Regions from separate parts of the Homo sapiens genome. Here region 1 is linked to region 2. Evidence: chromatin contacts called from ENCODE Hi-C or POLR2A ChIA-PET data. All regions are on one chromosome and are shown on one strand. Each heading gives the region's core, a stretch centred on a gene start or an enhancer-like site at or near the end of the contact. The rest is flanking DNA. Distances are from core to core; before and after follow the strand shown.

Region 1 (5,660 bases), core at 2,412-4,911, 41 kb before region 2:
ACTGATGACATTCCACCACAAAAGAAGTGTAAATGGCCGGTCCTTGCCTTAACTGATGACATTACCTTGTGAAAGTCCTTTTCCTGGCTCATCCTGGCTCATAAAGCACCCCCACTGAGCACCTTGCGACGCCCACTCCTGCCTGCGAGAGAACAAGCCCTCTTTGACTGTAATTTTCCTTTACCTACCCAAATCCTATAAAACAGCCCCACCCTTATCTCCCTTCGCTGACTCTCTTTTCGGACTCAGCCTGCCTGCACCCAGGTGAAATAAACAGCTTTATTGCTCACACAAAGCCTGTTTGGTGGTCTCTTCACGCGGACGTGCATGAAAGTTAAACTCTGCCATTTTGCCTCTTAGTGCACATGCTTGAGCCCACTTGCCCAACTCCCGAGATCTTATTGGGAAGCTGCTGATCACACGTTTCAGGTTTTTTCTATCTATTGGGAGACTGCCTTTCCCTGGCACTGGCTGCGATCAATTATTATTTCAGAGAAACAGTGTAACAACCACCTGACCATCACCTGATGGTTGCCTGATGTTTCTGGTTGGGGGGCCTCTCTCCTGCCCTGCTCATGTCTGCCTAGCTACGTACTGTAACATGATGACCTAAAAGGAAGAAGCTGAGGCAAAATTAGTACAAGTTGAGAGGTTATTTGGCCAAGCTTGAGGATTGCAACCTGGCAGCAGAGACTCAAGTTGCCATGAATATACACTCAAACTAGTGGTAGTTACAAGTGGGTTTCCAAAGGAAAAGAAGAGACAGAATTTATGTTAAAAAAATTCTTGGTAAACAACTTAGGAACTGCTTCTTCTTTATTGATTGATTGATTGGCTATGTGTCATTCTTTGTATCACAAATTCCATTCCTTTGAATGGAATGGAATTTAAATGGAGATCCTTTAAATGGAGTTTGTGATACAAAGAACACAAAAACATGAAGATAATGGGTGAGGCAGCTAGTCAGGAACAAAATGCCTTTAAACAATTGCCCCCAGGACAGGCAGGCATGGGTATGTGAGTACCCTCCTCACCTAACCGAATTCCCATACTCATGTCTCTCTAGACCTGATAAATTTTGTAGACCTTACTTACCTCAGACTGCTCTGAGCTATTTTTCTTTCCTCAATTCAATCAGCAAATGTCACTGAGCAAGTACTATGAGTCAGGCATGGTGTTAGGTGGTGAGGATAGAGCACCTGGTTTATGCCTTCAGGTTTTAACAGTATTGTACACCGAAAATAAAACACTAAGCTCTCAGCTGGCTGATGGACCCTCTCTTCAGCCAAGGGCATTCCAAAATTAGCCTGAAAAACTATTCAGGCCATGATGGGAGGTGGGGGACATGCCTCATTGTACCTTCCTCCTGTTGGAATTCAGGCACAGCTGACCAGCATTAACATTAAAACAGAGACCTTAAAACTGAGAAAACAGACTCTTTAAGTCTGACACGAAACATTTACAATCTATTCTCTCTGAAGCCTGCCATCTGAAGGTTTCAACTGCATAAGAACTGTGGTCTCCACAGCTCCTTATCTTAAGTCTGATATGAAACATTTACAACCTATTCTCTCTGAAGCCTGCTACCTGGAGGTTTCATCTGCATAAGAACTGTGGTCTCCACAGCTCCTTATCTTAAGCCAGATACTTCTTTTATTGATTCCAGGTCTTTATATAAACTTTTTCAACCAATTGCCAGAAAACCTTTGAATCTACCTGTGACCTGAAAGCAGGCCCCTGCCCCATCTCATCTTCCTGAACTGAACCAATGTACAGCTTACATGTATCGATTGATGTCTTATGTCCCCCTAAGATGTATAAAACCAAGCTGTAGGCCAACCACCTTGGGCACATGTTCTCAGGATCTCCTGGGGCTGTGTCATGGGCCATTATGGGTCACTCATATTTGGCTCAGAACATATCTCTTCAAATAGTTTACAGAGTTTGGCCCTTTTTGTCAACAGCATAAATAGATAAATAATAAAGCAAACTATAATTGCATGTGGAAAGTGGGAGCAAGCCCAGTACGTTAGCTTGGGGTGAGGTGAAGTCAGGCATACACTCCTGGAAAAGAAGACTTCCAAACTGACACCTGAAGGTGAGTAGGAGTGAGGCAGTCTCAGGATGAGGGTTGGTGGTTGGGGAGGCAAACTTTCCAGGTGGAGCAAACAGCTTGTATAAAGGCCCACAGGTGAGACAGATCTTGGTGGTGAAACTAGTTCCTTCTGGTCAAAAGTGGATGTCAGGGGAGGTGAGCCAAAGCAACATCACGAATAGCCTTGTAGACTTTTTGAAGGAGTGTAAGGCTGGCAGCAGTGGCTCATGCCTGTGGTCCCAGCACTTTGGGAGGCTGAGGCAGGAGAATCACTTGAGCCCAGTAGTTTGAGACCACCCTGGGCAACATAGAGCCTGTCTCTACAAAACATTTTCTTTTTTGAGATGGAGTCTCACTGTCACCCAGGCGGTAGTGCAGTGGCAAGATCTCAGCTCACTGCAAGCTCCGCCTCCAGGGTTCATGCCATTCTCCTGTCTCAGCCTCCTGAGTAGCTGGGACTACAGGTACTTGCCACCACACCTGGCTAATTTTTTTTTTGTATTTTTAGTAGAGATGGGGTTTCACCATGTTAGCCAGGATGGTCTTTATCTCCTGACCTCGTGATCCGCCTGCCTTGGCCTCCCAAAGTGTTGGGATTACAGGTGTGAGCCATCGTGCCTGGCCAGTTTTCTTTTCTTTTCTGTAAGGATTAGTGGTAAAACCCTTAAGATGCAAAGGTTATTCTTGTTTAGAGAAGCCTGGTAGGAATTAAATTGGGAAGACTGTGTACTGTTGAGTGGGGATTTTGTGGAGGGAGGAGTCTGATAGGAGTTGATGACTGCTGGAAAAAAGAAAACAAATTAATTTGCAGGCCTGAGGAAGAGGGATTGTGTTGTTTTAACATATGTCCACAACTTCTTAGGCACTACTCCCATCAAAAGTGTAATCATAATCCTAATAGCTTCATTTGCCCAATGTGCAGCAAGTCAATATACTGAGATACCAGGCACTGCAGTGGACAAAGAGTTTAATCATTGTAGGGCAGCCGAATGAGGAGACAGGAAGAAATCTCAAATCCACCTCCCAGGGAATTTGGAGCTGGGGATTTTGAGGGGTTTGGAGTGGGCCAAGGTGTGGGGATCATTGACTGGTTGAAGAGTGCAGGGAGAAGTCATGGGTCAGGGAGATGAAGCAACTGCATTCTTATTCAGGTTTGGTTCCTCTGTGGCGAGTCTTCAAACTGGTTGGTTTCAGTAGTTTCACAATTCAGGATCTGAAGAACATCTTAAGCAATTCTTAACCAAAAGATTCTAAGATCAGAACGTCTTAAGCAATTCTTAACCAAAATGATTCTAAGGTCAGAAATCCTGCCTAATGGGAGCAAGAGGGATGTGAATAGTCAGTAACTAGTGTTACCTGACTTTCAGTTACAAGGATGTGGCCAAAGTGCAGCTGATTAATACTTTATTATAACTATGTTTCTACCCAGAATCCAGCATGTGATTCCTGTGAACCCTGTGAAGACAGTTTCAAAGGTGGAGTGTAATTCCTATTGCCTTGAATGTGCACCAGTCTGAGTAATTTGCTTCTAATGACTAGAATGTGGTGAGAGTGATGGTCTGTGGCTTTTGAGGCTACGTCATAGCAGGCATTGCTTCTTCTGCCCTGCTCCCTCCTGGACTGTTCACTCAGGGACAAGCCAACTGCCATGTCATGAGGACACTCAGGAAGCTCCATGGAGAGGCACTCATCAGCAGTAACCAACTTGCCATGACCATGTGAGTGAGCCACCTTGGAAGAAGGCACTCCACCCTCAGTCAAGCCTTTTGGTGATTTCAGGTCCCAGCTTTCAAGGCTTCCAACTGAGACCCCAGGTGTTCCATTGTGCTTTGTCTAAATTCATGACACACAACAACTGTGAAGTAATAATTATTTTAAGCCACTCAGTCATGGGGCAATTTGTTACATAGTGATAGATAATTAACACAGGAATACAGATAGGTCTGGACTAAGAGGTGACTGTAAATGTTTAACCAAAGACAAAACCTTTTATTCCTTTATAGTGGACTTTTACACATCAAAGCTTCATCCATGTATTTACTCATACATGCATCTATCCATCCATCTCTCCATCCATCCATTTTCCACCCTCTCATCCTTCCATCCACACACCCAACTACCAAACCATCTATCCATCCATCCATCCATCCATCCAACAATTGCTCCATGAGAGCAAGAACTCTGTCTTCCTTATTCATTTTTATGTCTCCAATGTCCAGAACAATGTGTGGCACATAACACTCAACATATATTTGTTAAATGAATGGGTAATTAATTTTTTCCCCAATCTTCAGAGAGTTCTCAGTGTAACGGTAACAGATAAGAATATCAATAATTGGAACTCAAAGAATGCTACAGTAGAGATGGATATGGGTATCCGGAGGACAGAGGAAAGGCATGTGATTCAGGGCTATAGGGGTACAGTGGAGTCAAGAAAGGATCTGATGTCCAAGCTGAGTTTTAAAGAATAAACAGAGTTGCCCAGGAATTTGAGGCAGGGCTGGCCTGAGAACATATGGAGTATATGGAGAGTGGCTACATTGTGGGTGCCTGGAATCCATTATTCTCTTTATTTGAAGGAGTGTGGGGTGGTCAGAAGACACAGGTGTAAGGAAGCTGCATGACCTGGCCTCAGGAGCAGCAGGAACATCTTCAAGGTAGTTCTGTGCTTTTAAGGAAATCCAGTCCCCCTTTAGGCATCTCCACCTGACCCAACACCAACTGGCTTATTCTTATCCTCACTCACCTTTTCTCTACCTTACCTTTTAATTTCTATAATCTTGGTCTGCTCATACTTTGGTTCATTTTATCTGCCTGTCTAGTTAACACATCATCACCTTATAAGACTCAGGTCAAGAATCATCTCTTTTATGATAAATTTTCTAGATCAGTCGGCCCCCTGGTAGACTCGACCTATTCTTACAGCCCTATCCTTGCCTTTCATCCTGCTGCTTTCAACACCTGCTGCTGATGGACTCATGTTCTTGGGTTTCCCAGTTTGAATTCCCCAGGGAGAGAATCTGATTGATTGGTTTTATCTAATTATGGGTTACTAGTGTGCCTAAAGTCTGGCTGCCTTCAGGACAGGTGCCTGTCCTTGATCCAATCAGCTGTGGCATAGGGAGGTGTCAGGGATATGAGGTAAAAAATAGCCCCCTAGGGCTGCCTGTGTAGCAGTCTGACAGCAGAAAAATCCCCTTAAGTGGGGCTAGGAGCTATAGGAGGACAAATGGCGGGCAGAAGGTTTTGGATCTGGTAGCAGACAGCTTTTGGTGCCCAACATCACATTCCCTTGGCCTACCTCTGGCTTTAGTTGCTACAGTGGTGGAAGGTTCTATGCAAGCCCAAGCCAACTGCTCAATGAGAAGTTTTACCACAAGCAGGCTCCACCTTCTGCCCCAGGAGTCTCTGAGGCCACAGCGCTTCCCTTGAAGAGGGTCGATGGCTGTCATACTCCAGGACAACCTCATGCAGTGGAGGGGCTGGAGTGGTGGGTCACTGTTCTAGACTCCCACCTTTCAGGTGGACAGTCCCGGAAGTGATTCAGGAAGCATCTCGGCATCTT
Region 2 (5,736 bases), core at 423-2,922:
GGCTCTTCTGGAAGGCTTTTCAGGAGAGGCTGTAGTTAGGCCCCAAGAATAAGTGGGATTAGGTTTCCTGAGACTAGGGAGGGTATCCTGAAGATACAGAGTATAAACAAAGCATGGTGAGAGGAGGGTGTTGCATTTGGCCATAGAAACGGGTGCTGAAGACCCATGAAGTGTTTTGAACACCAGATTAATGCATTGTCAGTTTCATGTAAGGCAAAGTGCTTGGTAATTTTTAAAGCTCTATGCAAACATTAATCATTCCTTTCTCCTTCTGTGGGCAAAAGGGGAGTTAGTAAAAAATTATGAGTAATAGTGGGATGCCTGGCAAAGGTTTTAGGATGAATAAATTACTAGGGAAGTGGAGAACAGCTTTTTAGGGGTTCAGAAGCAGTTGTCCAGGGGCTGAATCTTATTAGTTTGGCCAACAGTGTTAGCTTTTCAAAAAAAATTTTTAAATTAAAAATTTTTTTTTTCAGACGGAGTTTTGCTCTTGTTGCCCAGGCTGTTGTGCAATGGCACGATCTCGGCTCATTGTAACCTCCACCTCCTGGGTTCAAGTGATTCTCCTGCCTCAGCCTCCCAAGTAGCTGGGACTACGGGTGCCTGCCACCACATCCGGCTATTTTTTTTTTTTTTTATTTTTAGTAGAGATGTGATTTCACCATGTTGGTCAGGCTGATCTCGAACTCCTGACCTCAAGTGATCCACCCACCTTGGCCTCCCAAAGTACTGGGATTACAGGCATGAGCCACTGTGCCCAGCCTTTTTTTTTTTTTTAATTTGCATTTGAATGTCTTTAAATAGAGCTTTCACCTTCCAGTTCCCACAACCTACAACTCTACGTTTGTTTTACAGCCTCACACATTTACACCTGCTTAGCCCCAGAAGGTATTAGAGTTTTTAATCTCTCAATTGGCACAGAGGAGGGTGAGAAGTTGAAATTCTAGTAGGAGAGATAACAGTAGTGGGAAGTAGTGAGGGCCCAGAGAGAGTGGGGCAGTGAGATAAGAAGAAGGAGACAACACAGAATAAGTAAATGGGACACGCTGGCGGATTGAGGGAGAGAGGGGAGTCAAGGGTTAAACTGATGGGACAATGCTGCTGAAGTCTGCAGAGGCTGAGGAGCAGCTCTGAAGGATATGTTGGGTTTAGGTTGTGGCAGGATATCTCAGGGCCTTGTCTAACGGCAGGTGACAATTTGGGCCTGGTGCTCAGAAGAATAATGGTAGCTGGGGACGCAGGTCAGCCCTGGCGTGGAGGCAGTGGGTGAAGTGGAGGTGGAGGTGAGTGGGGGTAAGAGTGTGCTGGGAGAGGGTGGAGGGCTGGAGGAGCCTTCTCACTGAGGAGGTGTGCAGAATAGTCAGGATGGCAGCAAAGCTGGATCTCATGCAGGATCCTTGAGTCAGAAAAGGAGAGAACCTCCAGGAGGGAGGGGCTGATTGGCTGCCAGAGGCACTTTGGCAGCCGAGGAGAATATGGGTTGGAAACACGTCCTTTAAGAAGCCATTGACTTTGAGCATCGGTGAGCAGGTCAGCAGGGGTGAGCGTCGGCATGGTTGGGCTCTGCTCCTTCAGTAAGGGAGCACTGAGGCAGTGGAGCTCCGCCTTTGCCTGAGGGGCTGGTATGGACTCCCGGCACAACCTGGCTCTAAACTGGACAGTGGAAGGGTGGCCTCTGCTCTGACCTGTCACTGTGTCTTCCCTGAACGGCTGTGCTTGGCCAAAGCTGAGCTGTTCATAGTTGTCCCACACTAGCTCACTCTGCGCCTCTCCCCAGATGGCCTAGAAGACCACGGCCCTCTCTGCTCCTCAAGCCAGAAGCTGCTCTCGGGTCAATAAGCTCGGGTTGCTGGAACTTTTCGGACTGCCGAGGTCACTTCTGCTTCTGGGTTGTCTGACCACTGGCCAGTTTTTTGCTTGCTCTTTAGCGGCTCTTCCTCCTTGTAGCTCAGCACCCTGTGAGGTTGAAGAGGCGGCTGCTCAGCTGTGGCTGAAAGTGAGGAAGCTCCCTTTAGGGGGTAAGAGTTGGAGTTTGAGATGAAAAGTGTTTGGTGCCGCTTGGCTTGACATTTTCCCCCAAAGTGAAAATCCAGCTGGCTTGTTCCCCTGGTTTGTCTCTGAAGCAGTATCTGGTATTTATAGAAGACTGAGCCAAGGGCCAATCAGCTCAGAATGGAAATGCCTGAGCCTGGAGTTCTCTGGGGCAACCGTCTCCTGGCTTTCTCTCTCCCTGGAGTTCAGCTAAGGTTTTCTCTCGAAAACTTTCAAGCCCTGAGAAGTTTGAAGAGACACAAACAGGGGAAAGGACCCTAAAGCACACTGACTGTCTTTCTCTTGGCATCGACGTCTTGTGTGTTTTTTTATGGTTGATAGCAAGAAGGTAGCTGAAGAGCTAGGAGAGTGGCCTGGTGTGGGGCGCAAGGAGCAGCTGCAGCGTCCAGCTGTCTAGGGTGATGGGCATAGTCTCCTGTTCCTACAGCCTCTAGGACGTCCTGCTTCTGAATTATGTGCCTGTGCTAACCTACTGGGACAGAATTGTTGTTTTTAGCATGTACCTTCCAGCTGCAAGGAAAAGGAAGGGGATATTTGACATTTTAAAAGACAGCTGGAATGAGTGAGATATCAACTGACACATTCATTAAATGTCATCACTTTTGTTTCTCTTCCACATTCAGTGCTTAAGTTATTCTAAATTAATTACCCAGCCACTTGATTTATTCCTTACACCCCCCTCTGTGCTTCCTGCCACCATCTCCAGGCTTAAGAGCAGCACAAGTTACCCGGTTGTAAAGGCTGAGCAGGGGCCTTCAGAGAAAGAGGAGACTGTCCAGGCAGCTAGGCTGCAGGATGCTCTCACAATGGGGTCAGAAGCCGAGCCTGACCACTGCCATGAAAGTTGTCATCCCCCTGTTTTACAGATGAGGGAAGTGAGGCTCAGAGAGGATAAGTGATCCATCCAGGGCAGACTGGGGAGGCTCAAGGAGCCAGAATTTAACCCAGGTCTTCTGCCTCTAGGCTCTTGAGCTTACCAAATGTATTGGTGTCAAAGAGGCAAATCTATTTTCACGTGCTAGGTAGCCACAGGGATTAAATAAACTGAAGAATACAATTTCACACCCCCCTCTGGCCCTTACTTCCTTGTCAGGGAGAGGGAGAGCCAGGTGCAGGAGGACAGCTACAGGTTAGCATCTAGAAGGCAGATGAGGAATCTCTCTGCACAGTAAGTCAGGTATATTTGTATCATTCGGCAAAGAAAGTTCTTAGTAATTTAAGGAAGACAATGTGTGAAGTTTGTCTGGCTCTTTGATTTCACAATCCATTTTAACTGCTGTGTGTCATTGTTGGTAATTTTTCCAGAGAGATGAAAGACCATGGTACAAAGGGCCATAGCCCTTTCAACTGTGATTAGCAAGTCCTCTGTCATCTCAGGGACTCACATTTCCACAAACAGAATTTCTAGCCCCAGGTTTCATTCCTTATTGCTCCAGCCTGAAATGTTCCCACAGGCCTAGCCTAGGTACAGACTGTAAGGTGAAGCCACAGAGAAAAGCAGAAATGCTACATGGCTCACGAAAGCCTGGGGCATCTGCCCACATTGGTGCTCTGTGTATCTCTGGATAATCTCTGATGTGTCACCAAACTTCCCCAAACTGTGTGGAAAAAAGAGCCACCTCAGGGAAAAGAGTCACATATCTCCTCCATTCCTTTCCCCAGTACTAATTTACTGTGAGTTGGTTGCCCTCAGGTGAGATTGCTGCAGGAGGTGATTCACAACTCTGGTACTGAAAGGAAAGAGATGCAAGGAGGCAGGAGAGCTGAGCTAGCCTGTGGGAGTGCCTGAGTTTGCAGGGTTCCTCTGAACCCTCCGTATTGTCTGCCCTCTCCTGTGGCAGCTCATCAGCTCATCACCAAATTTCCTTTTTCGTCAAGTCTCATGGCTCAGGTTTTGTCTGGAGCTGCATATTGTAACAGCGTGATGAGCTCTCCTGCCTTTTTGAAGCTCAACACTGCTTTTCAGTAGAGCTGTGAAGTTATACTGACTTCATTCTTCCTTGCATTGTCCATCATTTGCATCATTGTCATTTGGGTTTACTGGCTAGGGTTGGGTTTGATAGGCAGATCCCACAACTCTTTAGCTGCTCCTGGAGGAGTAATTGATATGGGGGATCAAATTAGTATGGATGACTGATGGTTCTCAAAGAGGCCATCACGGGACCCTCTCCTGGAAGGGATGAGGCTGGGGTTTCAGAAGGTACATTTAGGGGTACACCATGAAGGGATATGCATAGTTGTCTGGGTTAGGTAATCCTTCTCTAGGATGTCTTAAATCTCAGGTATTTCTCAAGGTTTGGTTTTACCATATTACAGAGTAATTTTCTATTTCTTCGTTTGTCTCCTCTGAATTGTGAGCTCCTTAAAGAGCTATGTTTTATTAGAAGGCAGTTTAGCATCATGCTTAAGCATGTGAGCTCTGGGATTTAATTACCTGGGTTCAGTTTCATGATCTTGGGCAAGCTCTTTACCCTCTTAGGGCTGGAGGGAGAATTAGATGAGATTTTGCATGTAAAGCACTTAGAACAATGCCTGGCATATAGTAACTGCTTAGTATATGTTAGTTATTATTATTATTAAATTTGCATGTCCTCATCTCTAACATGATACCTGATATACCTTAGATGCTCAACACATGTGTTTTGAGTGAATAGATGAGTAAATACCCATGTGTATGTAGAAAAAGAGGTGAGCCTGCCATAATGTGAGTAAGCCCAGTTGAAGTTCTTGAGCATTCTGGGGCTGAGGTAGCGCAGGAGAGAGAAGCTGGGCTTCAGGATTGAGTTCTGTTGTCGGGTTAGGAATTGGGCCAGGACACTTGCAGTTGTGGGAGATGACTTTCACAGGGACTTGGTAAGAGTTGAGTTTAGTGTAAAAGGTCTGGTTAGCTAGGTTTGACTTCCACATGTACTTGGTTCTGTACCAAGGATCACAACATGTGTATATCAGGAGGGTTCTCAGAGCAGAGGTGGATTTATGGACAGAATGTCAGCAAATGGCACCTTGTGGAGTGATTATAGTGTCTTCAAGAGTTGGGTTCCTGCCTATGTTACCCAAAGTAACCCACAGATTCAAGACAATTTCTATTAAAATCCCAATGATGTTTTTTAAAGAAATTGAAAAATTCATTCCAAAATTCATATGGAATCTCAGGGAACCCTACATAGCCAAAACAATTTTGAAAAAGAACAAAGTTGAAGGACTCATTCTTCCTGATTTCAAAGCTTACTTCGAAGCTACAGTAATCAAAACAGTATGGAACTGGCATGAAGACAAACATATAGACCAAATAATTAGAACAGAGAGTTTAGTAATAAACCCTTGCATATATGGTCAAATGATTTTTGACAAGAGTATCAGGACCATTCAATGGGAGAAAGGACAGTCTTTTCAACAAATGATGATGGGAAAACTGGATACCCACAAGCAAAAGAATAAAGTAGGACCCTTACCTTAGAGTATATGGAAAAACTAACTCAAAATGGATCAAAGGCCTAAATGTAAAGAGCTAAACCTATACAACTCTTAGAAGAAAACAGAGGAAATCTTCATGACATTGAATTTGGTGATGATTTACTGGATACAAAGGCACAAGCAACAGAAGAAAAAAGACAAATTGGACTTCATCAGAATTAAAAGCTTTTGTGCCTCAAACAACATGGTCAACAGTGTTAAAATGCAGCC

What was found. A loop is a pair of places that touch in the nucleus more often than their neighbours do. ChIA-PET counts read pairs that join two places held with the same protein, here RNA polymerase II (POLR2A).
Region 1: a loop to region 2 is called in a map of psoas muscle, with 2.0 times the contacts of the local background. The contact joins two enhancer-like sites. A Hi-C loop is called at or near these places in 3 of 168 maps with a recorded cell type or tissue (CD4-positive, alpha-beta T cell, PC-3 and psoas muscle). POLR2A ChIA-PET finds 5 or more read pairs at or near these places in 2 of 52 experiments (H1 and activated CD4-positive, alpha-beta T cell).

The regions. Positions count from the first base shown.
Region 1 is chr1:114,037,195-114,042,854 of GRCh38, forward strand. No RefSeq gene overlaps it. Among named protein-coding and RNA genes, the nearest start is that of OLFML3, 61 kb to the left of the region's middle. RefSeq lists enhancers at 1-430, 1,015-1,597. Within about 2 kb of position 3,662, at least 2 of the 41 ENCODE cell types and tissues checked have a DNase peak (open chromatin) inside an H3K27ac peak, as active enhancers do.
Region 2 is chr1:114,079,742-114,085,477 of GRCh38, forward strand. No RefSeq gene overlaps it. Among named protein-coding and RNA genes, the nearest start is that of SYT6, 71 kb to the right of the region's middle. Within about 2 kb of position 1,673, at least 9 of the 41 ENCODE cell types and tissues checked have a DNase peak (open chromatin) inside an H3K27ac peak, as active enhancers do.